Linked DNA regions of Mus musculus: region 1 is linked to region 2. The links are chromatin loops, found by intact Hi-C in ENCODE. Cell type or tissue: gastrocnemius. All regions are shown on one strand. Each heading gives the region's core, and the rest is flanking DNA. Links, peaks and the distances in the headings are about the cores only.

Region 1 (16,204 bases), core at 4,744-7,243, 74 kb after region 2:
CTATAAGAAAGCAGGCTGAGTAAGCCATGAGGAGCAAGTTAGTAAACAGCACCTCTCCATGACCCCTGCGTCAGCTCCTACCTCCAGGTTTCTCCCTTGTTGGAGTTCCTGTCCTCACTGCTTTTGATGATGAATTGTTATACCAAACCATAGTGAAACAAACACTTTCCTCCTAAGTTGATTTTGATAATGGTGTCTCATCATAGCAATAGTAACCCTAACTAAGACACATCCAAATCTCTCCTTGAGATTTTCACCACCACTGGTCTCAGGGTATGTGTCCTGATCATCTATTTCTTGGATAATTATTTACTATGTTCTAAAGGTATGCAAACCAACATATGCAAATGTATTGATGTTAACACTGGGTAGCCAGAACTAGTGCTCATTCCAAACTATGAGAAAGATCCTGCTGGGTGGTGGTGGCGCACGCCTTTAATCCCAGCACTTGGGAGGCAGAGGCAGGTGGATTTCTGAGTTCGAGGCCAGCCTGGTCTACAGAGTGAGTTCCAGGACAGCCAGGGCTACACAGATAATCCCTGTCCCCGGAAAAAAAAGAAAGAGAGAGAGAGAGAGAGAGAGAGAGAGAGAGAGAGAGAGAGAGAGAGAGAGTCCCACAGAGACAGGAAAAGGCACAAGTATACATTGGCCTTGCTCTATCCTGGATCTTTCTTTTTTCTCCAGAAGATTTATTTTTATATAACATGTCTATCTGTCTGTCTGTCTGTCTGTCTGTCTGTCTGCTTATAAAAGCCAGAAGAGATTGTCTGATAGTCTGAAGCAGAAGTTGCATGTGGTTGTTAGCTCCCTGACATGGGTGCTGGGAACAAAACTCAGGTCATCTGGAATTGCAGAAAGCACCAAGACATTTCTACCCCTGTACTGTGCTTTCGTAGTCATGGGCTCTCGTTTTATTTATGTAATTTGGAGGACACTATTTCGAAAAGTCAAGGAAATGAACATTCCAGGAGACAAAGTAACCTGACTAAAGTCACCCAGCTAATAATCAGTGAACCAAGGATTTGAACTGACTCCCGGGCATACAGAACACAGTGTGTAGCCCGCAGAACCCAAGCAGATATAAGGTACACACAATCTTAGTCGACAGCAAAATTCTTGACAAATATTTCTTTTTACTACTTTAACATTACAGATTGGGTGAGTTCCAATTCACACAAGTTCAGAATTTTAAGTCATTTAAGTACATCAGAATTCACGGGATTCCAGAAGCAAAACTGGCTCTGAGATGCCCCAGAGCACCACAGGCAATGGTGACTCCATGCGCAATTTCCTATTTCAGCACTTGGCCCAGGTACCTCACACAGGACTGAAGATGAGAAGGAGATACCTAGGCAAATCTGCCTAATTTCCCTGAACTCTGTGTAGTCCAAGTACCGCAGCTTGACACATCCATATGGCTTTGCTTTCTTGGGCAATTGCAGCCTTGGCAGAGAATGAGAACACCCGCCCTTGACAGGAACTGTATGTGAATGAAAGGCTTCAGGTGCTGGGCTGGCTCCCGACTCCTCTGCAAAAGGAAGTGCCTCCCACTTGGCTTGGTGCAGCGATGGTACAGGTGAGTCACCACATTGCCAGCCAGGCAAGTATTTTAAGAAACATGAAGTGTAAGCAGGAACCAGCAGAGAAGGACGAGGACTGAAGTGTCGCCATTAGCTCCGAGGGTGTCTTGTTGTCATGGTGCTAGGAAAATCACTTCCACTTAGAGTTCCACTCACCAGCTGTTTTGCTGGAACTTTTTTGCACGGGAGGCTGGTAGCCACCCCAGCACAGGCGTGGGCCACGGGTGTGCACACATGAACACCTGTAGCAGACACCCACTCCAGAGGCCTTACATTGCTTGTCTGACGCATGCCCCTACCTCGTGTGACATAATCGGAAGCTTTGGAGTAGAGTCAGCAACAAGAAGAACCACCTCAACCTCTGTTTCCCCTCTGGCATACCACCGTTGCCCATCCTTTGAAACACTATTTCAAGGCTCAGGCCTTCGACCAAAGGTTTGCAGCCTTCCCAATGCTGTGACTCTTTAATACAGTTCCTCATCGTGTGGTGATGCCCCAACCACCAAATTATTATCGTTGCTACTTCGTAACTGTAGTTTTGCTACTGTTTTGAATCATAACGTTAATATCTGATATGCAGGTGGTCCTAAGGTGACCCCTGTGAAAACGGTTTGATCCCCCCAAAGGGGTTTTGACCCACAGGTTGAGAACCACACACTGCCTTAGACCATTATGGGGGTAGATTACTTCAGGTTCAGCCAGAAGCAGGGGTTGAGGGTGGGATGAGGAAAATCTCCCCCAAAAAGTAACACTGGGACTCCTTGCCAGCCTGCATTCCATAGCGTGCTGCTAGGAAGATGACTCCCCACAGCCTTTCTTGGTATCCACAACTGCACTGCACTGAAGGGAAGGGCAGATGCTGACTGCTGCCCAGAGGCGGCTTCTGTGGGACTGTTCCTTTCTTGGATACCATCAAAACCCCAACCAACAAACAAACAAAAAAGTCTGAATGAGTGTTTAGGAATGATTGACCAGTGTGAGCAATTAGGCCTCCTCTTCCTGGATGTTTATAGCCTGAGACATGAGACAGCTCACCCTCAGAGACCTCCTCCTAAAACTAGCTTACCCCTCCCCTGTGCAGTACCTAGCAAACACAGTGAGGTTTCATGTTGCAGCTGTTAGAGAACCTCACCTGCTCCCAGTTTCATTATATCTGTCCTTTCTTCACTTTCTTGTGATCCAAACAGCGTTGCAGAATTCAAACTGCACACTTCATGGTGGTAATACATGTGCTGAAAAATCCACAGTCCCTAATTCAAATCCCAGGGGTGAGTTAGGCATGGCAGAATTGGGGGAATCTGATAAAAAGTCAAAGAATGTGCATACCTCTGGCTACATGACACCCTATAGCATCTGCAGCCACATCCTGTGTTCATTTCTCTAAATGTCTCTGTTGCAGAAATAGAATGTAGGGAGCCTATGTCAATTCAAGAATGACCTTTGTATCAAGTGTGCTCATTTCAGGACATATTTTGCTTCCACATAAGTTATAAGTGCATTTTTTTTCTTTTTGGTACTCAGATCTCTTGGGGTTTTGAAACTGTAAAGTTGCTTCCTCTTCATCATAGAGATGAACAGCCTGGGAGGGAGGTTTGCCACATTGGTTAATCTATAGGAGAGATGAGGCTGAGCTCCTAACCCCCAGTGAGGCTCCGGAATCCATGGACACATGGAGTGGTGGCTAGTCTTGGTTGTCAATGTGACTATATCTGAATTGAGCTACAATCCAGAAATGGAGGGCATGCCCGTAAAAATTTGTCTGCTTTGTTTGAAGTGGGTGAATCTATTTCTAATCTGGACCTTTGAGGCAGGAAGCCACACCTTTGATCTGGATCCTGAACCTGGAAGACACCAGTCTTTTACTTGGATCTTGAGATGGGAAGACATACCTTTAACATGGCCCATACCTTCTGCTGGAAGTCTACCCAAGAACATAGAAAAAGGAGCTCTTGCTTTTTAACATTCTTTTTTTTTTAAAAAAAGATTTATTTAGCCGGGTGTGGTGGCGCACGCCTTTAATCCCAGCACTCAGGAGGCAGAGGCAGGCGAATTTCTGAGTTCGAGGCCAGCCTGGTCTACAAAGTGAGTTCCAGGACAGCCAGGGCTCCACAGAGAAACCCTGTCTCGAAAAACCAAAAAAAAAAAAAAAAAAAAAAGATTTATTTATTTTATGTATATGGGTACACTGTAGTGTACAAATGGTTGTGAGCCTTCATGTGGTTGTTGAGAATTGAACTTTAGGACCTCTACTCGCTCCAGTCAGTCCCACTCGCTCCAACCCAAAGATTTATTTATTATTATAAATAAACACACTGTAGCTTTCTTCAGACACACCAGGAGAGGGCATCAGATCTCATTACGGATGGTTGTGAGCTACCATGTGGTTGCTTGGATTTGAACTCAGGACCTTTGGAAGAGCAATCAGGGCTCTTAACCGCTGAGCCATCTCGTCAGCCCCAAGCTTTTGCTTTTTACGTGCATGCCCTTGTCTTGCTGACACATCCATTCCTTCACTGGCACTGGAGCCTATTTCTTAAGGGGAGCAGCTTTGTGGGTCCAAGCAACCTCTAGACTCTTAAGCTTTACAGTCACAGCTAGCCATTGTTAAATTAGCTGGACCACAGCCTGCAAGTCTTTCCAATAGATTTATTCCATAAGTTCTGTGGCTCTAGAGAACACTAACCAATGCACATGCTTCTGGTGGGATGTGTCTCTGCTGCCTGCCTCAGTGGGCCTGGCATACCAGTAGAATGAAGATCACATCAAACTTACAGCCCTCCAGTGAGGATCTAACATGTTATAGATGATTTCTGCTATAGACTCCATTGAGCCCTACCAAATCCACACATAGAAATCCTAGTCTCAGTATCTCAAGATATATAACCTTATGCAAAAATACAGTCACTGCAGACATGAGTCAAGATAAGGTCATTGGAACAGATTCTAATTCAGTAGGGGTGGTGTCCTTAACAAGAGACTTTGGGTGTAGAAAAAGATGCACAACACTGGGGTGATGATGGGACATGCCTTTAATCCTAACACTTGAGAGGCAGTGTCAAGGCCAGCCTGGTCTACAGAGCAAGTTCCAGGGCAGCCAACGCTACAGAGAATCCCAGCTTAAAAAACAAAAACAAAACGAAAGTTACATGTGTGCGAAAGGAGAGATTAAAAACTAAAACAATGCTTCTACAAGATTAGAAGTGCCAGAGATGCTAGAAAACTAGCCAAGAGGGGCATGGAACAGAGATTTCCTCGTGCCCCAGGAAACTACCCTGCCAATGCCTTGATTTGGATTCCAGACTTGGGAAACAATAAATATCTGTGGTCCAAGACATACAGTTTGTGGAACTGTGTAACCACAGCCCTTAGCTAATCAGAACACAGTCCTTTACTCAGTATGAAATTTTCCTGTTGGTGAATGATAGCCAACCATCCTTAGTGTCCATCAGACATGGTTTTGTCTGTTTTTTGGTGATAGAGATGGCACCCAGGGTTTGGTGCACGTTAGACAAACCCTTTACCACTGAGTTAACCTCTCACTGCTCGGCAGTATCACTGACAAATACGGAATTTGATGATTTCTAAGACCTCTCCCAAATGTTATCTATGTTCACAGCAACTCAGTTCGGCTCCTCTTTGGAATGATGACCTGGTCCTTACAGCCCTTCCTTTGTTGCTGTTTCAAAGATAAGCTAAGGTGAAGGTGACCTTCAAGGACAAAACAAAGTCACTTCCGGTGCTGTGAGTTGTGTTCCTAGACATTAGAATAAAACTAATTTAAGATGTGGGTCTTCACTTGCCCTCTGGTGAGGCAGCTCCTATGGTGAACTCCCTTGTATCTTCTCTATGTGTCCTCTATGTGTTCTCTATGTGGCCTTTGGTGTTAAATGCAAACCATGTGTTTGGGCTACAAATTCTGCAGAAGGAAGCAGAAATCCAAGTTGGCGGTCCTTTACTGTGACTTAAAGTTATGTCACGAGGGCCCTGTGTGGGCCTGGAAAGCTTGGGCTCTTTGTGTGAAACATGATCCCTCAATACTATTTCAATGAGTAGATAAAAAGCTGACCTAAGAAAGCTCCCAAAGACCGTTGATTTTACATAAACCAAGGTGTGACTAGGCCTGGTCTAAGGAAAGAAGTCCAAATACTTTAAAAATGTCTCTAGCCTCAGAGGAGTCCCTATTTCAGAGCTAGTCTGGGACTTTCAGCCTCTGCCCCTCACCAACACAGAGTTTGACCTCACCAACACAGAATTAAGTAGCTGTGTGGGTGATCATGTCTCCCAACCCCTCCCCCCATCTGTGGAGCCTTAAAAGGCTGAGTAGTCACAGGACAGCCCTATCTGTGGCTGGCCATGTGGCAGTGCTCTCGGGCCTGTCTCACTTCCCGTCAGCCCTTCAGCCTTTGCTCAGGAATTTGCTCCCAGTTCCATTTCTGGAAGCATCTATTTCTTCACTAAGCTGAGGGCTGCAGCCCAGACACCCTCAGATAATGTTTGTTTAAGGTTTTCACCCTTGCTCCTGGTTCCTCGCTACTCTGTCACAATTTTTGAAGTGTGATTTCTCCTGCCAGTGGACGCAGCCAGCAGGAGTCTGTTGAGTATAGAACTCACTGAAGGGCTGAGAGTGTCACTTAGGGGATCTCATAATTGATGATTTTTTCCCTTGTCAACATGATATATACATAATCCAAGGGAAATGTCTAAATGAATGGAGCTGTTTGGGGATAGAGGCTACATTTCATTCTCTTTTGAATTTTCAGTGCTTAGCCTCCCACCTGGCACAGGGTAGCATCCAATAAAATTCCTTATTGAATGAATGGACATTAGTTTTCTACTTTCTTCAGAGAGGTGCTCTGCTAGTGTGATGCCAACACACCACGGTCACACACAAGGCTAAAAGACACTTATATTTTCCAATAGCTCTCATGAGACATGTCCAAGGAAAAGCCCCTGGATCCAGGATGCAGAGGACACAAACTCCAGGTCCTCTTGGACCACTACCTAAGAGCCCGCCCAGTGTGTGTCTGCCTCACTGTGTTGTCTGCAATGCCTACCTCGGTGGATGGTTTCAAGATGCTGCCGAGGCAGCAACTGAGGATGTAGCTTAGTAGTAAAGAGTTTACCAGGCTTGATGTCCTGAGCTTCATTCTCAGCATTGCAAGGAATGTTTAAAAGGAGAAGACAGTGAAGGCAAAGGTTTCAGAGACCACGCTGAAGCACTTCTGTTATTTACTACCGTAGCAGGTAGTAATACGCAACTGGAGTTAAGAGGGTCCATGAGTCGTATTGACTATCCCAATATCTTTTATTCTACATGAACTCAGAGATGAAAGCTAAGTTTTCTTCCTACTACAGCTAAAGATATATCCAACCTAGTGAAGTCCTGGTCTCTTTGGAACATTACTTTCTGCTAGGTTAGCATCCCCCCCCCCTTTTTTTTTGAGATGTAACTTTAGAAGTATCCAGATTATGCATTTGGCAACTGTAAGGGTATAAAGACATTTTTAAAGCATTTTTATTAGATATTTTCTTCATTTACATTTCAAATGCTATCCCCAGAGCCCCCTATACCCCCCCCGCCCTGCTCCCCAACCCACCCACTCCCACTTCCTGGACCTGGCATTCCCCTGTTCTGGGGCATATGATCTTCGCAATTCCAAGGGCCTCTCCTCCTATTGATGGCCAACTAGGCCATCCTCTGCTATATATGCAACTAGAGACACAGATCTGGGGGGTACTGGTTAGTTCATATTGTTGTTCCTCCTATAGGGTTGCAGACCCCTTTAGCAGCTTGGGTACTTTCTCTAGCTCCTTCATTAGGAGCCCTGTGTTTCATCCAATAGATGACTGTGAGCATCCACTTCTGTATTTGCCAGACATTGGAATAGCCTCACAAAAGAGAGCTATGTCAGGGTCCTGTCAGCAAAATCTTTCGGCATATGCAATAGTGTCTAGGTTTGGTGGTTGTATATGGGATGAATCGCTGGGTTAGCAGTCCTATTTTGTGCATTGGTGATGGATAAAATATTAAGTCACAGAAGACTAGTTGAAGAATGGTTGCTCTAGAAATAGTTCCTGTGCCTAAATTATGCTAAGAAATATGAGGTTTTCATATTCAGAGGACTGTGCCTTTGACAGCCTCCTTAAACCAAAGAAACCTCAGACCCCAGGACAGGCCTAGAGAGTGAGAGGACATGCTGTGAGCAGCCTGGCACTGACCAGCAGAGCTCAGACTTCCTCCATTTTCCTCACCTTCCAATTGAGACAGCAGCAGGTGGTCCTTTGCTTTCTCCATGTCCTGGTGCAGATGCTGTTGCTAAGGTAACGGGGTGAGCAGATACAGAAGCAACTGGTGGATACTGCTCTCTCTACTTACATGTCCAGACAGTCTTCCATCTTAGCTAGAAAGTCTTATTCGATATTACTGATCTGTATGAAGTAGTGTGCTGGGGCCTAAAGAGAGAAGTCTGGCCTGTGGAACAGCTCAGATTCCCTGGAAATTCTTCCAGTGTAGGTTTCTAGACAATGTGATGAAGAAGGAAGCAGAGAATGAGGATCTGAAATTACATACGGATGCTAATTGTCTATGTATGCTGTGGCTAGAATTGCCTAAGGCCCAGTTTCTAGATACAAGTCCTTGGTTTGCCTGGAACATCATAGAATGAGAGGAGTGGGTGTCAATTCTGTGTTCTGAGTCAGTCTGTGTTTTGTGCTGTTCCAGGATAGGTGCCTCTAATATTTTAGCAAAGCCTTTCTCTGGGGGCAATGTGATACTATATATCTGAGTTCCTTTTGCTCCTGGGTTACATTAGCTAGTGAGGGCCCCACCGGCAACTTTGTTATTCTTTATTCTTCCCTTAGAAGACCCACAGAATAGTTCTCAAAGGACAAAGGAGAGGTTGTACTTAGTGATCCACTTTATCTACACTGACAATCCAGAAGAGGGAGCAGGGCATAGAGAGGAGATGAAATTCACTCTAAGAAAGGGAAGAAAGGAGCCAGTGAGATTGCTCAATGGATGATGACACTTGAGGCCAAAGCAACCTCTTGATTTCAGGCTGAAATCACACTTGACAAGCTGGTTTCAACCCTTGGAAGCCACTTGGTTAGAAGAGAGAACTACTGCAAGTTGATCTCTGACCTTCATGCATGCACTGTGGTGCGAATTAATGCTCACAAACACATACACAAATAAGTTTAAAGAAAGGGAAAGGATAAAGATTCAATGTCTGCATTGCTGACTCTCATTGTCCCCTAGAAGAGCAAGATTATCTATAGCTAGATTTCCAAGATGGGCTCACTAGCTCAGGACGTGGATTAGTTACTTCCTAATTGCTGTGACAAAATGTTTGACAAAAGTGACTTAAGAAAGAGGGTTCTCTTTGATCTACCCTGGTGTCCTGCCCACAAGATATGCTAGGACAATGGTGGTTAAAATAAAAAATTATGGGAGTAATTAACCAATACCGAATTGACTTAAGACGAGTTTACAAGATGGAACCCATACCTGACACCGCTTCGGTGACCAAGAACCTGACACTAGATAGCCAAGGGACCTAGGGTAAAACTAAATACTACTGACCTAATAAATAAATAAATAAATAAATAAATAAATAAATAAATAAATGTATGTCATGATAAAATGACTCCTAATGACATTCTGCTATACTTATAGATCAATGCCTTATTCATCCATCATCAGAAAAGCTTCCTTCTACAGCATATGGGAACAGATAGAGAGAGACCCACAGCCAGACATTATGCAGAAAGTGAGAGATCTTAGAACACTGTGGTGGTTTGAATAAGAATGGTCCCTATAGGCTCATCTATTTGAGTGTTCCGTCATCAGAGAGTGGCACTATTTGAAAAGGTTTAATAGGTGTGGCACCGTTAGAGAAAGTGGGTCACTGGGGATGAGCTTTACGCATTCAAAATCCCAAGGCAAGCCCAGTGTCTCTCTCTTCCTGCTGCCTACAGATGTGGATATAGAAATCTCAGCTACCTCTCCAGCACCATGTCTGCCTGAATGCCACCGTGCTCCCTGCCATGATGATAATGGGCTAAACCTTTGAAACTGTAAGTAAGGCATAATTAAATGTTTTCTTCTCTAAGAGTTGCTGTGGTCATGGTGTCTCTTCATAGCAAAAGAACACTGACTAAGATGCTGACTAAACCCTCAACCCTAAATGAAATGTCTCCATCAAATTCCTCTCCTCGGAGCTCAGGGAGCACTGCAGAAGAGGTGGCAGAAAGAGTGTAAGAGCCAGAAGGGATTGAAGACATCAAGAAAACAAGGCCCTCTAAATCAACATAATCAAAACTCATATGAACTCAGAGACTAAAGCAGCATGCAGGGGCCGGTATGGGCCTGCAGCAGGTCCTCTGTGTACATATATGGCTTCCAGTTTATGGGATTCCTGAGTATGTGAATGAGTGGGTCTCTGATTCTTGTGTCTTCTCTTGGGCTCCTTTACTTCTGTTGGTTTGTCTTGTCCATCTCTGAGGTGGTAATTTTTGTTTTCTCTTATACATTAGTTTGTTATATTTTATTCTTATTATCATTCCATAGAAGCTCGTTTGTTTTCTAATGCAAGACAGAAAGGGAGTGGATCTGTCTGGGAGGGAGGTGGGGATGTGCTGGGGCAAATAGAGGGAGGAGAAACTGTAACTCGGATATATTCTGTAAGAAAAGAATCCATTTTCAATAAAAGGGGAAAGTAAAAGTAAAAGAAAGAAGTTTCAGTTGGCTCACAGTTTGAGGATGCAACCCATCCTGATGAGGTCATCTTGGCTGCAGCAATGGATCACATCGCATCCGCAGCCCGGACATAGAGAACAGTGAATGCTGTTGTTCACTTTGCTTTCTTCTTTTTACTTTAACCCATGAAATGCTGCCACCCACATTCAAGATATGCCTTCACTGTTAGCATAAGCTAGAAACTTTGTTCCAGACATTCCCAGATTTGTCTCCTATGCAATTCCAGATCATGTGAAGATAACAAGCAACATTAACGATCACAGGACCTTTCCTCATTTCTTAGGGAAGTGGGTTGGAGAAAGCAGGTAAGCGTGGGGTGCTGGACAGACAGCATTGGGATTCTAGGGTCCAGGGAAAGCGTGGACCATTGCTGCAGACTTGAGACTCAAATCTTAAAATTTGAATTCTGTCATCCTAGTAGATGACCACACCAACACACACACACACACACACACACATATCCCACCCCTCCAGCCAAACACATAGGTCACTTAATCCCCTCCCTTTGTTCTTTCTTTGTGAGGGTATATTAGTTACTAGTTCAGAACCCAGACAGGCTTGAAGGAGAGTTATGACAAATACCAGAGCAACTGAGTTAGGACCTGGAACTCCAGCGCGATCCTGCAGCTTCCCTTGTCTCCTCTTCTCATCAAGTGACCACAGAATTGTCTCTCATGACATGCTGATTTCTTCCACATTGCAGCAAACATGCTCCCCTACCCCACCCAACCCCCATCATCAGGAACAGCTCCTGAATTTTGAGCATCAACCAAAGACACTTCCAACTTTAAATATGAAAAGTCCAGGGGCTGGAGAGATGGCTGGGTTAAAGCACTTGTTATTCTTACAGAGGACCAAGGCTTGCTTCCCAGAACCTATATGGTAGCTCACAAACATCTGTAGCTCTACTTTCAGAGGATCCAATACCCTCTTCTGACCTCCACGGGCACCAGCATGTATGTAGTACACGTGCACACATACAGGTGGAACACTCATGCACATAAAATAACAAATCTAAAAAGAGAAGAAAGCCCTAGATGAGAGTTTGAGTGTCTAGGACTGATCCAGTGCTAGAACAAGGGGAAGAGATCTGACAGTAAAGCCACAGCAGGCAGCTCTTCTGTAGGCCACAGGAGGGAGAGATAGGTGACCCTGTCTGTAGCTATGTCTGCCTGAGTGCATCTGGTCTGGTTGGACCTTGGAAACTGAGCAGGATGAGATTTGGCTGGTGCGTAGATAGAGAAGAGAAGAGAAGAGAAGAGAAGAGAAGAGAAGAGAAGAGAAGAGAAGAGAAGAGAAGAGAAGAGAAGAGAAGAGGAGGGGAGGGGAGGGGAGGGGAGGGGAGGGGAGGGGAGGGGAGGGGAGGGGAGGGGAGGGGAGAGGAGGGGAGGGGAGGGGAGGGGAGGGTGCTGAGCAGAGGATTTCACAGGCCACATTACAAGGTCACACTTCAACTTCCAGCCAGACGCAACAAGGACCTCCTCTGAAAGCCCCACTCCTCCCTCTCCACCCTCCAGAATGATGTCTGGACCTCTCTGTGCACTTAGCACACGTTCATCATGTAGTCACCTTTCGAATAACTTGTCTTATACAAATATTAATATGTCCGACTGAAGGAAAATTTAGAAACATAGATTAAAAGAAAAGCCACCCATAGATCTGCCACCTAAAATATTAACTTAGCATTTGCAGGTGTTGGCAGAATTTCAATTCATGGTGAGTTGTTCCCCTGCCCCCCTCCTGAATCCAGCTCTTTAGAATCCAAATCCAATACACACAAAATACAAAAGGGGGAAGGGAAACTGTTTGGAGGGAAGACACAGAGCAGCAGAAGGAACAAGAGGGGTTAACAGCAGGGTGAATATGAGCAGCGTCCAATTATAGACAAGTGTGGAGATATGGTGATGGAACCCATTATTTTATATGCCAAGTTTAAATCTCACAGCTCCTCCACATTTACCTCATGGCAAAGGCTCCATTGGTGTAGCTTACACAAGCAGACAAAGAAAGAAAGAAAGAAAGAAAGAAAGAAAGAAAGAAAGAAAGAAAGAAAGAAAGAAAGAAAGAAAGAAAGAACCAGATGAATGAGTTATCATAAGTTTGGAGAAAAAAAAAAAGCCCTCTGGCCAAAAGCAAAATTTGCTGCTGAGGAAGAAATGGGAAGGGGAATTAAGGAGTTGGACTGCAGAAGGCATGTGTGCCCCCACCCCACTCCCATCTCTTCCTCAGTTCTCTCTGCTCCCACAAGGCAGAATCGATGCCAGAAGAGAGTGGTGCACAGTGCACAGGACTGACCTGGCCATGACCATTAATGGAAATGTGGAGGCTGGGGCCCTTTTCCTCTGTGTGACTTGGAAATGTCAGCTGTGACTTAGGGAAAGAGGATTCATGGAAACAACCAAGCCTGGGTCACCACATGCATGCAGTATTTTAGGCCCAGCAAGCAATCTGGCAAGTTCAAAACCTCTGGTGAGTGGGTTCCAGGAAATCTGATTTTAGCAGTATACCATGGATGCAAGAGTACATCCCCAGGACTCGCCCCTCGCTGAGTTAAAGATTATCATTGATTTATCTGATGCAGAAACAGCAGGATTCCACATGATGTCTTGGAAAATAGCCTGGGAAAAGACAGAGAATTGGACAATCTTTATTATTAATTCCAATACCACACTTCCCTATGGGCCTGTGCAGTAAATCACCAGCTCTCTTAATAGGAACAGCTCCCTGGTTAAAGGGAGCCAACAGTTTTTCATGGAGCCTATCTACATACTCAGTTATAGAGACAACTTGAGAAAAAATGTTAATTAATTACACCCAAGTCAAAAACATTTAGGAGATGTAGGAGATGCAAAAGATCTAGAATAACCACTATATTTCATGCTTTGAACATCAGATATTTATTGAGGCCCTTCTATGTGCTGAATACATGCCTGCTGGGCACTGGGCTCTGCTGTACATTACAGTTAGGGCCTCTTGCAAAGTAAAAAAGATTAATCTGGGAAAGGTTATTAAAAATTTGTATCACATTGTGTCTCTGTGTGTATGTGCATGAGTGTGCATGTGTGCACTTGTGTGTGTGTGTGTGTGCATGTGTGCACATGCGTGCAAAATGTATGCAGGAGGCATAGAAGGGAGTGAGAGATCATTGCCTTCCCAACTGAGAACCTCTTGAGGAAGGCTAGTGTATGCAAAACCAGAGATACATCTATCTTGGGTCCCTGCTTGTTCACTGTGGTCTGGGATTGCCTTCTCTCTGCATGCTCTCCCCCAGCCCCAGAGAAGGCCTGGTATAGTAGCTGGTCACAACCCAGAGCCAACAGAGATGAACAGAAAAGCAAGTCCTTCAGCAGGGTTTGGCTTCTGACTTTCTCAGCCTGGGAGGAGCGTTAGGATGCTGGCAGGAGCATCTTGGATTCTGGAGTCTTGAAGTTAGAAGTTCAGGCTTGACCTCTTAGAAGCTATAGGAGCTTGAACATAATTCTCAGCTTCTCTGAGACTTCATTTTCCTTCCTCACTAAATGAAGGTGAAGCCTTTGATGCATCGAGGTTTAATGCAGGCAACGCCTACCCTGCAGAGAGGTTCAATTAGGAACCATACGCACAATGTCTGCTATGCAGTAATAGCCCAATCAATAATAGCCATGGTTATGGTGCAAACTAAATCCCATCCACAAAATGGAATCATGTTGTTGTTGTTTTTTAATCCATTATATTTACTAACAATCTATTCTAGAATAGAAAATTGACAAGTAATGAGAATTCCTCTATTTCTCTACCCCCCAGCTTCCTTCTCCCACCCCTCCAAAGACTGAAGGATCTAGTCAGGGAGCAAATAAACCCACTACAAGAAACACTCTCCAGCAACTCTGGCAGCTGAGATATAACCATTAAAGAGATAAAGTTATCCCCAGTGTCTGCTACTTTGGAGATAAAAGCAGTGTGTCCCCAGGGCACCAACCCAGGTGGCCACTCATAGGCCTGTTCCCACACCCTCTTCCTTCTCTCCCTTCCACAAAGAGCACTCTTCTGTTTGCACAGGTATTTTAAATTTCCTGAGATCTACAGAAGACCTAGAGCATCTTTAGGTTATCAATCCCTGGGTCTGTCAGGCTGCTTGCTGGGTTCTGACCTCACCTCTGGCGTCAGCCTTATCAGGTGTGGACAGAATCAGCTCCATCGGTTTCCCTATTCTGGGAACTCTGAGCCCAGATCCCCACCCCACCACCCCCCACCAAACACACACACCCAGACCTCTTCCTCTTGGTGGCAGAGGGCCAGGCACCTCTGAGACCTAACATGGTGGTCATTTTCCAAATGAGGAATGACCACAGTGATCTGAAAGGCAAGCCCTGAGGCCCAGGGGAGGGGAGGAAGGGTGAGGTTCAAATGACTGTTGACACAGAACAGAGCAGATGCCAAACTCAGCCTGGCGGCAGAAAGGGTAGAAACTTTGTAGGGACAAACTCTCCTGAGCCTAGATCTACACGGGATGCTAGTGAAGAGAACAGCTGTCCATAATGAGGAGTACAGAGACTAGATACCTGCTCAGCCCAATCTATAGGAAAGTGACTCTAAAAAGTGGGAACACCCCTCCCAAAGTAACTAAGTGGTGGTGGTACACACCTTTAATTCCAGCACTTGGGAGGCAGAGCCAGGTAGATCTCTATGGGTTCAAGGTCAGCCTCATCTACAGATTGAGTTCCAAGAGAGTCAGAGTTATACAAAGAAGCCCTATCTACCAAAAAAATCTATCTTCCCACCCCCACCACCAAAAAAAGTGGGACTAGAGCAGGAAGGGTGAGACTTCACTAAAAGGAAAGAAGCAGACAGGTACCTTTGCTGGGTACCCGGGCACTGGTAGCAACTGTTGTGTGTCAACTTTAATCCATACCTCCGAGGGGCATCTCCTTTGTTCTGCAGCTCGGATGTGTTTAGATTTGTCAGCTTGAGTTGCCTACAGGGTTAATGCCCCGAGGTGGGTGGGGCAATTATTAAATTAGAGCTCATTCCATAAAGTCCCCTTTGTCCTGCTGAGGTCAGCTCCAGCTACTTGTTCGTTTTACACAGGTCCCTTGCCTTTATTGGACTTGTCAGGGTCCGTAGGTGAAGCATAATTCACGTGAACTGCCTCCTGAGCCACCATTCTCTGAGTTCAGAAGGCAGGGTTTCACAATGGATGCCTGGAAGAGACAGGGATTAGAAGACTCCACAGTGGACACAGAGTCAGAGAGCTGGCAGGTACCTGTGGCCCTGGCCTCACTCAGCCCTGGGTGAGATATGCAGTCCCACAAGGGCTTTCTTTTACCAGGGAGTATAGCTGTGTCCCTGTCGGCCAAAGGTGTAAGTCGGAGTATGATGGGAAGAAGTAGCCAGACAGCTGTGACCCCAGAAAAAAAGAAACTCAAGTAACAAAGCATTGCCGTCCCTACAGGGAAATGTTTTGCTCAGCCTTGCTGTACTTACTATCCCTTGTGAGAGCCACAGCTGGGGATTCATCCTTCAGAATTCCACACGAGTGTGTTGAATAATGGATCAGAGGGCTGTTTATCACATTGCTGCATGCAATGGCAGAAGATTGGGAACAGTCTAAACGCCTGTCAGTTAGGACTAATTAAATAATTCATGGTCACTGCATAGAGTGGCATACAGAAGCATTCTCCGCCCAGCACATGTTGCTATCTCAAACAAATACACTTAGGTTTGGGATTTATGTATTATCATTTTTTTAATAAAAGGTTTAGGGGAAGTGGAAGAGGGAGAAGATGTGTGTGTGGGTATGGGTGTGTGTTGTGTGTGTATGTGTGTATGTTGTGTGTATATGTGTGTTTGTTGTGTGTGTGTGTATGTGTGTGTGTGTAAAATTCCT
Region 2 (16,204 bases), core at 6,820-9,319:
CAGAGTTGTCCCAGTCTCCCAGAGGACCCAGGATCAGTTCTCAGCGCCCACATGGTAGCTCACAACTGTCTGTAACTCTGGTACCAAGGGATCTGACGCTTTCTTCCAGCATCTATGGGTACTGTACTTACATGATACACTGACATAGTGCAGTACAACACTATAGCCATAACATAAAAATAAATATTTTAAATGACTCAGGAAGACAGAGATGCTAAGATTAGAAGATAACGTTAACACAGTTGATGTATTTGCCATGTCCAAGAAGTAAAGGAAAATTTTATCATGTTAAGTTAGTTTATCGTGTTTAAGTTTAGTCATGCAAGCTATAAACAGGATGTAAACTGAGACAAGTACAGGGCACCTGAAAACACAGGGAACAGAGGGAAACACTTTTCTATTAAAACAAGATTTTCTTTTAAAGTCTCAGAAAGAAAAAAGCAGAGTGTCGGTGGGGTGGGGCTGTGAGAGGAACCCAGGGAAGAGAGTGGAGACACAAGTATCTGAATATATGATGGTGAAATGTTGATGAATTCAATGGAAATAGATTTACAAAGCTCAACAGGCCACAAGCACAAGAAAGCAAACACACCAAAGGACATTGTAATCCAAATTCTCAAAAAAGAAACAAAAAACAAAAAAAACTTTCTCTTTGTTTGTTTCTTTCTTTGTTTCTTTCTTTGTTTGTTTCTTTGTTTCTTCCTTCCTTCTTTCCTTCCTTCCTTCCTTCCTTCCTTCCTTCCTTCCTTCCTTCCTTCCTTCCTTCCTTCCTCTTTCTCTCTTTCTTTCTTTCTTTCTTTCTTTCTTTCTTTCTTTCTTTCTTTCTTTCTTTCTATCAAGAGGCTGGACAGATGGAGAGAAGTAAAGAGTATGTGCCACTCTTATAGAGGGCCCAAGTTCAGTTCCCAGCACCAGTGATTGGCTGCTCACCACCATCTGTATCTGGCTCCAGGGCATCCAATGTCTGTGGCCTCTGCAGGCTTCCATGTTTATGCAGACAACCCCAAATGCAGACACATTCCGTCCTTCCTTTCTCTTTCTTTCTCTCTCTCTTTCTTTCTTTCTTTCTTTCTTTCTTTCTTTCTTTCTTTCTTTCTTTCTTTCTTTCAATAATTAAAACAATTTCTTTCTTTCATAATAAATTAAATAATTTCTTTCTTTCATAATTAAAAATAAAATAATTTTTCTTACACAGTATGGATTAATTACAGTTCCCTTCCCTCTACTCCTCCCAGTTTCTCCCCACTTCCCATCCAGATGTGATCCCTTTCTCCCTCTCATTAGTAAAACAGGCGTCTACGAGAGTATAATGCAATATGATATATAAAACAAAAACTAACTCTTTGGAATTAGACCAAACAAACAAACAAAAGGAAAATTGCCCAAGAGAGACCCAAAAGTCAGAGCTCTACTAGTTCAGCTCTTCAGGAATCCAATAACAGCACTAAGCTAGAGGACCTGTGCAGGGCAGGACCTGCGCATGCTTTCTCAGTGTCTGTGAGTTCATGTGAGCTTTGCTCATGTTGATTAAGAAGGACTTATTTTCCTGGTATCCTCTGTGCCCTCTGGCTCTTACACTCTTTCCACCTCATCTTCCTCAGGGTTCCCGGAGCCCTGAGGGGAGGGATTTGCTAGGGTCATCCCATTTAGGACCTAGTGTTCCAAGGTGTCTCCTCTGCATAATGTCCAGCTGTGGGTCTCTGTAAAATTTGTCTCCAGCGGCTGCAGGAAGAAGCTCCTCTGATGATAACTGAGCAAGGTGTTGATCTATGAGTCTGGCATTAGGAGTCGTTATTATCACTACAGTTTGTTTTAGTTTAGCCTTTGTCCCTGAGCTGTCTTGTGTCAGGCTTTTGGTAACCCTGGCAGTACTGGATCCATCTCGTGGAGTTGGCCTTAAGTCAAGTCATATGTGGTAGTTTGAATAAAAATGGCTTCCACAGACTCATATTTGAATGCATGGTCAGCAGGGAATGGTATTATTTTAAAGAATTAAGAGGTGTGGCCTTATTGGAATAGGTGTGGCCTTATTAGAGGAAGAGCATCACTGGGGGTAGGCTTTGGGTTTCAGAAGCCCACACTGGGTCTAGTGGCTTTCTTCCAGCTGCCTGCCGAGCCAATGTAGAACTCTCAAGCTTCTTTTTCAGCACCATTCTGACTGCTTGCTGCCTTCCCACTCTGATGACAAATGGACGAAGTCTTTGAAACTGTAAGCAAGGCCCAACCAAATGCTTCCCATTATAAGAGTGGCCTTCACCTTGGTGTCTCTCCATAACAACTGAACATGGATGGTAGCAATTAGTTAGTCGCACAAGCATTGTGCCACCATTGCACTAGCACATCTTACAGTCAGCGCACCATTGTCAATATAAGGGTTTGTGACAGGGTTGATTTTTATGTTTCTCTTTTGGTAGTGAACAGAGTTCCTTCCTGTACCAAAGATGCTAGAATGTATGAGTGAAGGTTCCAAGTAGGCACCAGGTCAACTTCTCCATGCTCAAAGAAGTGTATATGTATTGTCTTCAACAATAGAGCTTGGCCATCAATTTGTGGAGAGCAACCTATAGTCTTGGCAACAGCCTTTGTTTATCGGTTCCATGGAACCCTTTAGGCTAGCAACTCAATTAGCTGTAACCCAGTCCTGTAACCAGAAGCTTCATTTGGTGGCAAGAGATGGTCAGTTGGGACTCTTGTCTCCCCCCGCCCCCATTATTTGGTGATTTTAGTTAAATCACCTTCATATAAGTATATATTTTAGGAAGCTTCCCCTTCATTAAGTTTCCATACTACCCCTCAAATGCACCTTAATTTTATCTGTCTCTAACCATATTCCCTCCTTCATCTCCACTCTTCCCAGCCCCCTCCTGCACATCCATTCTATTTCTCCTTTCTAATGAGAGCTATCTTCTCCCCGCCCCAGTCCCTTACTCTATATCTAGTTTCTTGGGTCTACAGATTATAGTTTGTATCATTGATTTAATAGATAATATCCACATCTGAGTGAATACACACCATGTTTGCCTTTCTGGGTCTGGGATACCTCACTAAGGATGATTTTTTTTTCTGCTTCTATTTACTTGAGAATTTACAATTACTCTGTTGTGTTAAGATACCACATTTTTTATCCATTCTTCTGTTGAGGAGCATCTAGGTTGTTTTTAATTTCTGACTATTACAAATATAGCAACAATGACTATGGATGAGTTGTCTGTGTGGCAGGATGAAGCATCCTTTGGGTATATGCCCAGGAGTTGTATAGCTGGGTCTTAAGATAGATTGAGTCCCATCTTCCTAAGAAACCACTGCACCGATTTCCACAGTGGCTGCAGAGTTTGTACTCCCACCAGAAATGGAGGGAGAGTCTCATTACTCCACATCCTCAGCAGCATGAGCTGTCACTTGGTCTATTGATCTTATCCATCCTGACAGGTATAAAATAAATTTTCAAAGTGGTTTTGATTTGCATTTTCCTGATGGCCAAGGTTGTTATATTTCTCAGCCATTTGAAATTCCTCTTTTGAGAATTCTGTTTAGATCTCTGCTCCATTTTTTAAGTGGGTTACTTGTTTTCTTGATATCTAGGTTTTTTTAATGCTGTATATATTTCGGATATTGGTTAGCCATCTATGTGATGTACACTGGTAAAGAATCTTTTCCCATTCTGTAGGCTTCCATTTTGTCTGGATGAGTGTCCTTTGCCATGCAGAAGCGTCTCAGTTTAATGAGGTTTCATTTGTTAATTATTGATGTAAGTGCCTATGTTAATGATATCCTGTTCAGAAAGGCTTTTCCTGTTCTAGTGAATTCAAAGCTATTTTCCACTTTCTCTTCTGTTCTTCTATCAGGTTCAGTGTATCTGGTTTTGTGTTGAGGTCTTTGGTCCATTTAGAGTTGAGTTTTGTGCAAGGTAGTAAGTATGGATCTATTTGAATTCTTTTTACATGTAGTGTCCCAGTTTGACCAGCACCATTTGTTGAAGATGCTGGCCTTTCCCAATGTGTGTATCTGGCTTCTCTGCCAAAACTCATGTGTCCATAGATGTATGGATTTATGTCTAGATCTTCAATTCTATTTTGTTGACATGTCTGGTTTTATGCCAATATCATGTTGTTTTTGTTACTATAGCTCTGTAGTACAACTTAAAATTGGGAATTGTGATATCTCCTGCACTTCTTTTATTATTCAGTATTGTTTTAGCCAGCTTTGATTTTTTTGTATTTAAATTTTAAAACTAATTATTTTTTAAAAGACAAACATCAGAAGACTAGGGGTACCGCTCAGTAGTAGAGCACTTACCTAGAAAGACCAGGAACCTGCATTCGATCCACAAAAGATATTACCAGGGATAAAAATCATTTCATAATAATAAAGGGTCTTTTTAGTAAAAGAACGTAATAATCCTAAATGCTCAAATGAGTTTAAATTTCCAGCACCCATGTTAAAAGCTATGCATGGCTTCTCACTGTGTGGGAAATAGAGACAGGTATTTGCTTCAGTTTGTTGCTGCCATCATAGCTCCAAATTCATTGAAGGATCCTGCATCAAGGGAATAAGATGGAGAGCAGGACACTCAACATCTCTCTCTGGCTTCTGCATGTGTTCTCATGGGTGCACATATATACCACACACAGTCACACACATACACAGAGTATATATAAAATTACATATAAAATTATATATACAATATATGAATACATGAAACAAAACCTGGTAGAACTATAAGGAGAAAATGAGATGCACAGTCTAGAAGTTAGCATCTTTCTCTTAATAATATAAAATTATTTATACAGATTTAAAAACAACCAAACACCAGAAAGAATAAATAGTTTGAAAATTGAATATTAATTTATTTTTAAAAGCTACACTGAAGAATACTAGTAAATAGTAATACTAATAACAAACTTGAGACAAGATATGTGTAGTGCCTCCACTACCCAATACTATACATATTCTTCTCATGTACACATGAGACATTTATCAAAAAATGGACCATAGTTTGTGTTACACATTTTAAAGGAATTAAGACATACAAAGTATTTTCTCTGACCACACTGAAATTAAATGAGTCATTTATTGAAACAAAACAAAACAAAACATTGAATCCATGTCCTTAATGGCTGTGCTGTATAGGATGTGGAAAGACAGACTTTATGGAAGAACCAAGGCCCTGGAGCCATTGAGTCCAGAAACAGTGGCGTACATACCTGTCCTCTGTGCTGGTGATCGTCTTGGTGGAGCTTAAGCTCCTTGAAGCTGTTTCACTTGCTTTTCTCCTTTTACCATTTTTTTTACTAGTATGCAAAATAATGGGTTTCATTATGGCAGGTCATGCTCCCTCTGAGCCTCCTCCTCAATCTAAACAATGGGAAACAAACAGTATTTGATCTTAATACTTGGAAAGTAGTGCAACACTTTATTTTTGGGAGATATATTTTCACAAATCGTCTGTGCATTGCCAAATAGAAATGATTGGTTTGACTCCTGGTTTGGCATCTGAAATTCTAACTGGTTTGAAAGGTAATGGTGAATAACCATTAGTTATATCCTCACATGGGAATTGCCTCTGTGGATGGCAAAGAGTAACAGAGTCAGCCACAGAATTTTCACTTAGAAATAGTGAAACGATAGTACTTTGTACATCAATATTAGATACAGATTGTTACAAAATACCAATTATGTGTTTCAGTAACAAACACAAAAGGAATTCCAGGAGAAGGTCTAGAGTGTTCTGGAGCGCCTCAGAAGCTGCTAGCAAGGATGGGGTTGAACCAAGAAAGGACATAGATGAATGAAAAACAAAATTAAAGCCTGGGCGTTATACCCAGGGTTTACTTTGTGAAATTTCCGAGCTTGCATAATAGTTATGCTTTTTAAAAAGAAATCTGTTTCCCCACAATTGCTAAAATAACGTAGATATTCCATATAAAGTAGTTTGTGCTTTATTTGCGCACCATCAGCCAAATAATTTAATTTGTACAAAACTTGTCTTGCCTTCTAAGCTACTCTGTTCATTTATATAAAATCATAAGCAGACACTTGCCTGAATTCATCTTCTCAACGGTAAGTAAGTAATATAGTTAAGTAATTCACTGTGATCATATTCTTCTCATGTCAGGATTGGTAGCCTTGTGCTATGATGACACCTGGTCACAGCTTCCCTCGAGTTTTGGAGATTCCACCAGAAGAGAATCACTTTCCTTGTCTTTCTCAGTTTGTGCACACTGAAAGCAAACTGCCACTGCTCGGCCACTCTTCCTCTTTCCCACTCCCCCCTTCAGTCCTTTCTTTCTGTCCTCCCTTTCCTATAATAGCCCTAAGGTGAAAGGACCCCCGTGCTGAGACATGACGGAGCCCTCTGCTCACTAAGGGGCTGGCCACCTCACCCTCTCCTTCCTGCACCAGCTCTGTATCTCATCTACACTTGGGACCCACTCATCTCCTAAGGAATCCCTTGTCCATGAACAGAATTAAGGGAACTCCATCTTTTAAAGGCTCTTCCTAAGCCCCCTGTCATCTAGTTTGTAGTTTATCCTGTCCCACATACTTTATGTAAATGTACAAGATACAGTCTGTCCTAAAATAATTTCTGGTATCTACCCATCAACCATACAGGTTCTTTTTCAATTTACCACTTGGTACTTAAATGCCTTGGCACATCTTTTGTCCCAGAGTGCTCCAAAATTGTTTAAAGTGCTGAAGATGCAGTTTAGTGGCAGAGCTCTTTGTAGCTCACATGGAGTCATAGATTCAACCACCAGCCCCAGTGCAAAAATTGGAGAGAGAAGAGTGGGAAAGGAAAAGGAGAAGGAGCATGGAGAAAGATAAAGAGGGAGAAAGAAAAACATTGCACAATAAAGGAGCCATGTTGCTTACAAACAAGCAAAAAAGCGCTTGCTTCATCAGCACATACTAAAAAAAAAAAAATTAAAAAAATCCCAAAACCCAAAACCCAACAAAACACCAGTGTCTGAGCAACTTATAAACTGTTAACGCTTCAAGTCCTGCCTGGAACTTCTCACTTTCTTCCTCACCAGTTGTTGGCTTCTCCGTCCCCACCCAGACTTGCTGAAGCCCAGTAGTCAATGTTTGAAGCACTGGGAGTCAGGATGGGAAAGCCAAAAGATGCAGACTTCAGGCTGCATCTGGCAGAGTCCTGGCCAGGGAAAAGGGAGCGGGAGTCCAGCCTGCACATGCTTAACAAGCACACCCGGCGTGGGATTTTTATCACTTAAGGAAAGGGGTTCCCTGTCAGTCCACACAAAGGTGTCCTGTAGGCTGGTGGTAGCCTAGTAAAAAGTTCATATGAGAAGTTTTTGGGACTTTTTTTTAAATTAATGTGTGGAGAAACCATTAACAAACCATTGTAAATAACTTATACTTTGTGAAGAATGCTATGTCATATAGAACATGGATTGGAGAATGGCCTTTTTTTTTTTTTTTTTTTTTTCAGGAGAGTTAGTGTAGTGGAAAGAGAGGCATAGGAGAATGGGCCAAAGATTTCTTTTGTTGGGTGTGGAGAGAAGGGAATAGCTGGGAATATGCTGTTCTGTGTGCAGACATAGGGAAAGTGAGGGAGAAATAGTCTTTAGGGCTATTGTTGAGACTCTTACCTGGGAGTTGTTCACCTAGAGGCAGGCAGTCATGAGTGTCTGATCTTCAGCGAGTGCTCTTTCCCCTCAAGGTCACTAGTAACCTTTCCCCAAACAATGTAGAAATGTATTTTGAGAGAGACAGAATATCTCCTCTTGTTGTGTCTACACTTTTGCAGTTCTGTCCTCCAAGCTGTAAATCCTACTGAGCCAGGGGCTAGTCTCCTTGCTCATTTTATTTAATCTAAAGGGCTTCCTATAAAGTTTGTGAGTAAACTTTCTGTGTCCTGGTATCTCAGTTTCAGGGATCCTGTGAGAAATTCAGGTTGACCTCGTTCCTTCTTTAAATGACCAGAAACAGAGTCAGAAACAGTACGGGTCAACAGTCTCTTCCCAGTTTAGCTGGCATTCACCACACCGCATAGAATTTACGTCTTAGCATGGCACAGTGTAGAGCTGGAGCTGATCCGCTGCAGGGATCTCAGCTCTGATCTCAGAAGATGGAATCTGCAGTGAGTTACTCGGTTACTTACAGGTTTTTTGACTCTTGCTCTCGTAGGCAGAGCCAAAGCCAATAGTTAAAAGCCACATTGAGGAAGATTTTGGCTGAACTATAGGAAAAACTGCTTAATGCTTAGAAATGGAAACTCCTGCTGGGGAAGAAGTGAGTTATGGCTCCATGATATGTGAGGCACTGTGGGACGTCCTTCCATGTCAGTTCTGTGGCAGAGACTGCAGGGCTTGCCGGTGGAGGCTGTCTCCACGGGCTGTTGAATTCTTGCCCATGCGACAGTCTTACATGGATGCTTTGCCTCATTTAATCCTCATAAAAGCCCCCAAAGGAACTAGTTACAACCCCACCAGGACAGCTTATGGTCACAAACTTAAGGACACAGCCAGCAAGTGTCAGGGCCATCTCAAATTAAAGTCCTTACTGTTTTTTCCACAGTTGATGAGGCATGAGAGGCTGAACCAGGGGTTTCTAAAGGCCCTTCGAGCACTGGGATTCTTCAGAGTCTACGTGGGGATGTGGATGGCTGTTGTCCATTCATTCTAGTTTCACTCACGTTAACATGTCAGCCTGTGACCAGCCATGGGACAGAGACACTTGGCACTTCGGCTTCTGTTCTGTTTTGAGCTGGGCATAGTCTAACCTCAGTTTGGGGGTAGAGGGTATTTGTTTTGTTTTTTTATTTTGTTTTGTTTTTCAGGTCTCCTGATGAGGACTGAGTTAGCAGTGTAAATGCTTTTAGTAGTTTAGTCTTTAGTTTTAGATCTTTTAGTCGTTTTAAGTATAAATGACTCAGCTTTAGTTCTAAGAACTGTCATCTCTACTAAGTTTTCAGTTTTAGTTACTAGAATATTTGACCCAAGGTCAACTTCTAAGAGAACTTCTAAGTTAACATTTTTAATACTAAAAATTTTAAAGTGCTTTAATTTAAAACTTGATATTTGGCTATTTTAAAGATTAGTCTGAGAATACATTGAATGTACTTATTTCGAGGTAAAATGGCTTTGTATGTTTTGACATGCTGTTTTCCAGATTGAAGCTGAGCTCAGCAAGGAAAGAGCCCGGCATCTCATTGAGTTCCAGGATCAAGCTCTTCTCTTTAAGGAGGAAGCTAAACTGGAACTTGACATTGAAAAAGAAAAGCACCAGGAAATAATCCGGAAGTATCAGCAAGAACATGAGGACCTGCAGAGGAAGGTTTGTCAGCTGGTGCTATGCTCCCCAATGCATGCCGCGTGCTCCCCTAAAGCATGCTCAGTGACACACTCTCCATGACACACTCTCCACTCTCCCCTCGGGCATGCTTTGTGCCACACTCTGCATGTTCCCCTCCTAGGGCATGCTCTGTGCCACGTGCTACATGCTCCCCTTGGGCATGCTCAATGACATACTCTCCATGCTCCCCTCGGGCATGCTTTGTGACACGTGCTGCATGTTCCCCTCGGGCATGCCTTTTTTCCCATTTGTTTGTTCTACCCGCACAGATAAATCGTTTGCTTTACCTGTTCTTCAGAAAGGATGCTGGAGATAAATTACAGAAGCACACAACCAAGCTCTGTATGCATCTGCTTTCTTCTGACATCAGCTTAAACTGACTACACTGCGTGACTCATAACTGGCATGGCTACATAATCCAACATCAAAAGATAATAAAGTATTTCACACAATTAAAACTTTCCTTCCTAGAGTTTAACTGTCATAGTCAGGGTTTCTATTCCTGCATAAACATCATGACCATGAAGCAGTTGGAGAGGAAAGGGTTTATTCAGCTTACACTTCCATACTCTGTTCATCACCAAGGAAGTCAGGACTGGAACTCAAGCAGGTCAGGGAGCAGGAGCTGATGCAGAGGCCATGGAGGGATGTTCTTTACTGGCTTGCCTCTCCTGGCTTGCTCAGCCTGCTCTCTTATAGAACCCAAGACTACCAGCCCAGAGATGGTCCCACCCACAATGGGCCCTCCCCCCCTTGATCACTAATTGAGAAAATGCCTTACAGCTGGATCTCATGGAGGCATTTCCTCAACTGAAGCTCCTTTCTCTGTGATAACTCCAGCTGTGTCAAGTTGACACCCAAAACCAGCCAGTACATTAACCTTCTTAACTGAAGATATTTTGTTTTTGTTTGTTTGTTTGTTTGTTGTTGTTGTTTGTTTTGTTTTGTTTTGTTTTGTTTTGTTTCAAGATAGGGTTTCTCTGTGTAGCCCTGGCTGTCCTGGAACTCACTTTGTAGACCAAGCTGGCCTCAAACTCAGAAATTCGCCTGCCTCTGCCTCCCGAGTGCTGGGATTAAAGGTGTGCACCACCACTGCCCGGCTAACTGAAGATATTTTAATTCTAATTAATTCTAAGCATTTTGGGATGAGTTAAAATACTATAAAAAGCAGAGTCTGTTGAAGTACCCCTGCTTTGTTGCTTGATTGTTGGTTTTACATCCTCCTGCCTCAGCCTCCCAAGGGTTGGTGTTACATATGTGTACCACCAAGCTAGGCAAGGTATTCCTGCTTTTATATGACTTAAGTGTAAAGATGGAGAAAAGAATGGGGAGGAAGGGAGGGAGAGGGAGGCATGAAGAGAATGAATCAAAATTCAGTGTGAAACATATTTTGCAAATACTCATTAAGAATCCATGTTAGGGCTCAGCAGGTGAAGGCACTTGCCACTATTAAAAACATGAAATCAACTCCTGAGACCCCATGGTGCAATTAGGGAACCAGCTTCTACATGGTATTCTCTGATGTCTCCATATACACCATGACATATAAGTTCCTGCACACACACACACACACACACACACACACACACACACACAGATAAATGTCACTAAGATAATAATTTTTATTTTTTAACCTGTTTTAAAAATCCATGTTAGGGGCTAGAGAGAGTGAGTTCTGCAGTAAGAGCATTTATTGTGACAGAGGACTGAGGTTCAAACTCAAGTACCTCCATGAGGGCTCACAACACCCTACAACTCCAGGCCCGTAGACTCTGACCTTAGGCAGCACATGGTACACGTAATAAAGAAATCTAATTAAGCGTCCAGCAGCCCAAGGGCCTCTGTTTCTGTGTGAAGATGGAGAGTTTAGCCACCCCAGAGTCCAGCCCCTTGGTACCTGGCCACTCCCAGAGGGCTCTGCAGGTGTTCTGTCCTGAAATTCTTGATGATTTCATCTTTGAATTTGTGAATTTCTAAAGTGAATTTCTATTAAAAGAATGAAGTGTATGCTGGGAACTTGGTGCCACCGCCCCCCTGATGGTCTGGTCTGTCTGGGACAGGTCCTCACATCTTCCCGCAGAGCTCCTGGCACCAAAGGCTCCCAGAGTGGCCATTCCTTCCTCCCTTCAGCTCATGACTACAGTTGTCCTGAGTAGTTTGGAACTTCGTGGGCAGAGAAATGCAAACAAAATAATTCCATTACTTAAAAAAGGTCTAAATTCAAGTTTTTTAGGTGAAGTCTGATTTTTAAATGTTGACTCCTATTTTTAAAATCCAAACTTATATCTTTGTGGCCCTGTGAAGCGCCTGTCAAAAGGACAGCTTACTCTGTGTCTTTGTCACTTCTGCTGGGGGTGGGGGTAGAAGGAAACCATTGTTTAGACCCAAGTGACCCTCTCTTCCTTCTTCTGGATTAGTTGAAAATAGTAGAATATTAATTTCTGAAATGACTCATGGTGGTGAATAGATTTCCTCCCAAAGTTATTCCTTATGTAAATTTAACATTTGAAACACATTTTAGATGCATACTGCTTTGAAGCAGTGGTCCAGCGAGCTCTGGGAGCTCTCTCTGTGCCATTTCCAGATTTCCATGGCTCGTTTGCTACTGGAGTATAAGGAGGGACCTTAGATGAGCTTCTGCAAGGCTGCTCTTGTGTTCTGCTGCTGTTTGCTTGCCGATGGTTTGTTCCCCTTTTCAGTTTATAACCCAATAGCTCACACTGATCTGTCACTCCCCAGAAAGCTGTGGCTGCCGGTAGACCCACAGTGGCTCTCTTGCCTTGCTTAGGATTTCAGGCATGAGCCACCAAGATAAATTTTCTCTTTTCTAAGGAGAAAAAGTCTTTTCCATTCCAAAGGGATGATTTGGGCAGAAAGTCCCCTGAATTATTGTCTCATGTTCTTGTGTAAGGTGAGAGGCGATACCTTTGCGCCGTGTCCTGGCATTTTCTAGAACCGCCATAATGACACCAGAGTGGCCACTTGTCTTTCAGTTCAGTTCACTCAAATGTGATACTTCTTCCAACATAGTGGTTCAATTGCCAATGCTCTGTAGCCAGTCCTGGCTTTCCAGAGCCTGCAATGCTCATCCCAGCTAAGTCACCAGTTGTGACAGATCAGCCATAGTGGTAAAGGCATTTCACTGTTAAAATTAGATACAAAGTTGACCTGAGAGAGATGGGGGTGAGGGGAGGGTATTTTTAAACATTTACTGGCACCCCACTGTCATTACATTTAGAACAGTACAGAATTTCTATGATCACAAGACGTGGGAGAGTGCAGCTATAGAAGACTAAGCTAGTGTCTGGGGTACATCTATCTATATATAAGAAAGAAAAAATATGTCCCAGGCGAACTTGGTGTTCTGGTGTGAATGGGACACAACTGTGGTGTTCTCTTTCTGTGTCTCCAAAAACCAGTCAGGCACCTGGAGGTTCCAGAGCCCAGCCATGCCCTCTCCCATCTGTTTGTGAAAACTTGAGTTACTTTTGGCAGCTGGATTCAATCACAGAGATTTAAATATTTCCAAAGGTGCCCAAGTAGTTAATAGGATACCATTTTAGGAAAATAAATAAAACTCTGTGTTGACTTAAAACTATCTGAAGGCCTATATATGACATGGGATACAAGCACACTGGTTTATTAGAAGAAACTTAACAGCACACTTGTCTGTATACTAACGTGAGACTTATCTTATAGATAGGTGACCTAATCGCAGATGCTACAAAGGACCTGAGGCTGGAAGTGGCCTCTCTCCAAGAAAAACTGCATGAATCCCATGCACAATACACAGAAGAGTCTGAATCGAAGAAAAAAGAAATTGAAGACCTGAAAAATCTGGTAGCAGAATTCCAGTGTCGTTTGAAACAGGAAACTGGCCGTGATGATTCAATTTCCGAAGAGTTGAAGAAGGAAATGAAACAGAAGTCAGACGAGCTGGAAAGAGTAAGGCTGGCCCAGACACAGCTGCTGCAGCAGTTCAGCCAGTCACAGGAAGAGGTAGGAAGCAGAGAGCCCCCAGTGAGGACCATGGCCAGTTAAAAAGCAGGCAGGCAGGCAGGCAGGCAGGTACGCAGACAGACAGACAGACAGACAAATGCAAATGTGACAGGCAGTTGGAGGTCAAGAAGAGAGTCACAGCCTGGCTCCCAGGCATCCCTTGGCTTCATAGGACAGTTCTCTTCTTAAGTATCATTTATTCTTTGAGAATCTCATGCATACATACTGTGTATCTCTGTTAGTCATATTCATACACATCCCTTCCCTTCTCTCAACTATGGAATCCCCCTACGCCCTCTTCCCAACCTGACGTCCAGTGTTTTGTTTTGTTTAATAACAGTCCCGTGTATCCATGAGTGTGCAGCCATATACTGGGGCCTGGTCCATCTACCAGGGGCCACACCCTAAAGAAAAGCTGACTGTCTTTCCCCTAGTAGCTACCAGTTGTCAGCACTGCTTCTCAACTAGGGGTGGGAGGCTCACGTGCCCCTCCTGCTCCAAGCTGGACCCTGGCTGGCCTGATCCTATGTGGCTCTTATATATACAGTCTCAGCCTCTACAGAGTTCAGAAGTACAAGGGTCTTGTCGTGTCCTAGAGAATACCCAACCCTATTTCTTAGACTCTTTCTGTTCCCTCTTCCACCATGTTCCATGGACCCTGGGGGGATTGGTGTGATATTGATGTCCCATTTTTGGCTGAGCCCTTTCTAGAAACCAGTTCTGTGCAGCAAATAATCCCTTAAAAGCTCCACACCTAGAAGTCTTCCAATTAGATCTCACTTGCTTTAATAGTAAATCCTCACCAAAGAAAGCGTCAGGGCACATGTTGCTTACATTCAAAAAAATGTGGACAATGTAAAGATAATTTGAGTCTCATGTTTTACAGCTCTGTCAACCTGACTTGTAAAGCAACTTACATGCTTTCGTCTTCTGCCTTACATATGCACAGTTATATCAGTAGTGTTTTCTTGTTGTGAAGTAGGCTTATTTCTATTGAGAAATTTTTATCTCTGGCTTATTTATGATGAATTGGTAAACATGCTAGAAATAGTGTAACAATTGATCGTAATACTTGATCCCATAATAGCGATATAGCATATAAGGAAGAATGGACGGTTTTGAATGTTAGTGAGAAATAAGATTTCTGTCTGCCATATTGGCACGTTAATAAAGAAGCAAATAAAAAGTGCTAGCAATAATATTGTTTATTAATAATAAACACTATGTTTTTGCTATATTTAAATTGCCAACCAAAACTGAGAGCTTATATCACGATAAATGTGAAGTATGGGGTAGACAAAGCGCTAAATAAGAACAGTGTCTACCTTTAGATGTAGCCTTACTTATGTGTCACAGGTGAGACGCTAACAAACAAGCTTGGAGAGTGTCACAGGCTCACACAGTGAGAGAGGCGGGACTCAGACTCGAGTCGCAGAGGGACAAAGATTCCTATTCCAGGAAGACTTTTTAAATTTTATTTTATTTTTTTTATTATTTTGTTTAAGACAGGGTTTCTCTCTGTGTAGCCCTGGCTGTCCTGGAACTCACTTTGTAGACCAGGCTGGCCTCGAACTCAGAAATCTGCCTGACTCTGACTCCCAAGTGCTGGGATTAAAGGCGTGGACCACCACCGCCCGGCCCAGGAAGACTTTTTGATTCTAAATTTCAGGGCAACCTCAGGCTTAGCCCATAATATCTCCTAGTCAAGATCACTTACTTTTACTCTAAAAGCGAACAAAACCAAAACCAACAAACAGAAAAGAGTAAACCCAAGCCAGCCTGGGCTGGGGAGGAGGGGCCCCAGAGGGCAGCCAGTGCTTGTGAGGGACAGCAGCTCAGGCCAGGCGGGAGAGGAGCACACTGGAGAAACTGAGGAAAGAGGAGCTGCTCACTCACTTCTACTGGGTCCATACTAACACTCCCACGGACAACAGTGGGCGAAGGGAGAGAAAGGCCAAGTCACTGGACTAGCAAGTCTGAAGCCAAAAAAAAAATAAATAAATAAATAAATAATAAATAAAATGGCACTGTAATAAATGTAAGAAGTGACCCATCCAGAGGACAAATAAACAGAAAAAAGAACAAGGTCAATTTTTTTAAATGCAAATTATCATCTATGTAGGTTTTGAGCACTATGCTAGATAAAACAGTGGTATAATTATGAAAAAATGGTAACTAACTTCTGGGAAATGTTAAAGAAATGACCTACACAGAAATTTATCACATGAAACCTTACACGGAAGGGTAGAGACACCCTATATTACAAGTCTATAATTTATTGCTACTTGATAAATTGCCCTCAAAGACAATGACTTCAAACAATAAGAGTTCATAGTCTCATTTCTTTTTTGAAAGATTTATTTACTAATATTTATGTGTGCATATGTGTCTGTGTGAGTATATGTCTATAGGTCCTGGAGCACACAACTGTGCTTACCAGTGAAGGTCCAAAGAGAATGTCAGGTGTCCTTGTCTGTCATTCTTAAGTCTGTTTTAGACAGAATGTCTCCCTGTACCTGGGGCTGTCAAGGAGGTGTCCTCAGCTAAGCCAACAAGCCCCCACCTTCCTCCTGTCTCTGCTACCCACAGTGATGGAGTTACAGGTGTGTGCAAAACATCTAGCTTGTTGCATGGATGATAGGGTACAAACTGAAGTCCTCGTGATTGTACAGAAGGCCTGCCGAGCCACTGAGACATCTCTCCAGCCCCTCAGCATCTCCTGTCTGTGGATAAAGAAGCTGTTATAGTCTAGCTGGCTGTGGTTCGGTATCTCTTATGAGGTTGGTGTGAGGGTGCCTAAGTGATAATGATCTCAGCTAGAGGCTCATCGATGATAAGCTGGGCTTCTAGCTCACTGGTATGGGCAAAGTTATATTAACAGGTTAATAGT

Evidence for each region. Peaks named below come from ENCODE experiments on the same cell type or tissue, not always from the same donor. Only the 100,000 strongest peaks of a DNase experiment are listed, where the experiment ranks them.
Region 1: a loop joins it to region 2, with 7 times the contacts of the local background. A loop is called at or near these places in 2 of 42 quality-filtered maps.

The regions. Positions count from the first base shown.
Region 1 is chr3:65,883,179-65,899,382 of GRCm38, forward strand. No RefSeq gene overlaps it. Among named protein-coding and RNA genes, the nearest start is that of Gm35039, 37 kb to the right of the region's middle. In gastrocnemius, for the core only: no CTCF peak of the experiment used is centred there; no DNase peak of the experiment used is centred there.
Region 2 is chr3:65,806,780-65,822,983 of GRCm38, forward strand. It overlaps Lekr1 (leucine, glutamate and lysine rich 1), which reads left to right. Exons shown (of 13, transcript NM_001166659.1): 11 at 9,133-9,297; 12 at 13,015-13,314. Among named protein-coding and RNA genes, the nearest start is that of Gm25755, 43 kb to the left of the region's middle. In gastrocnemius, for the core only: no CTCF peak of the experiment used is centred there; a DNase peak (open chromatin) is centred at 8,349.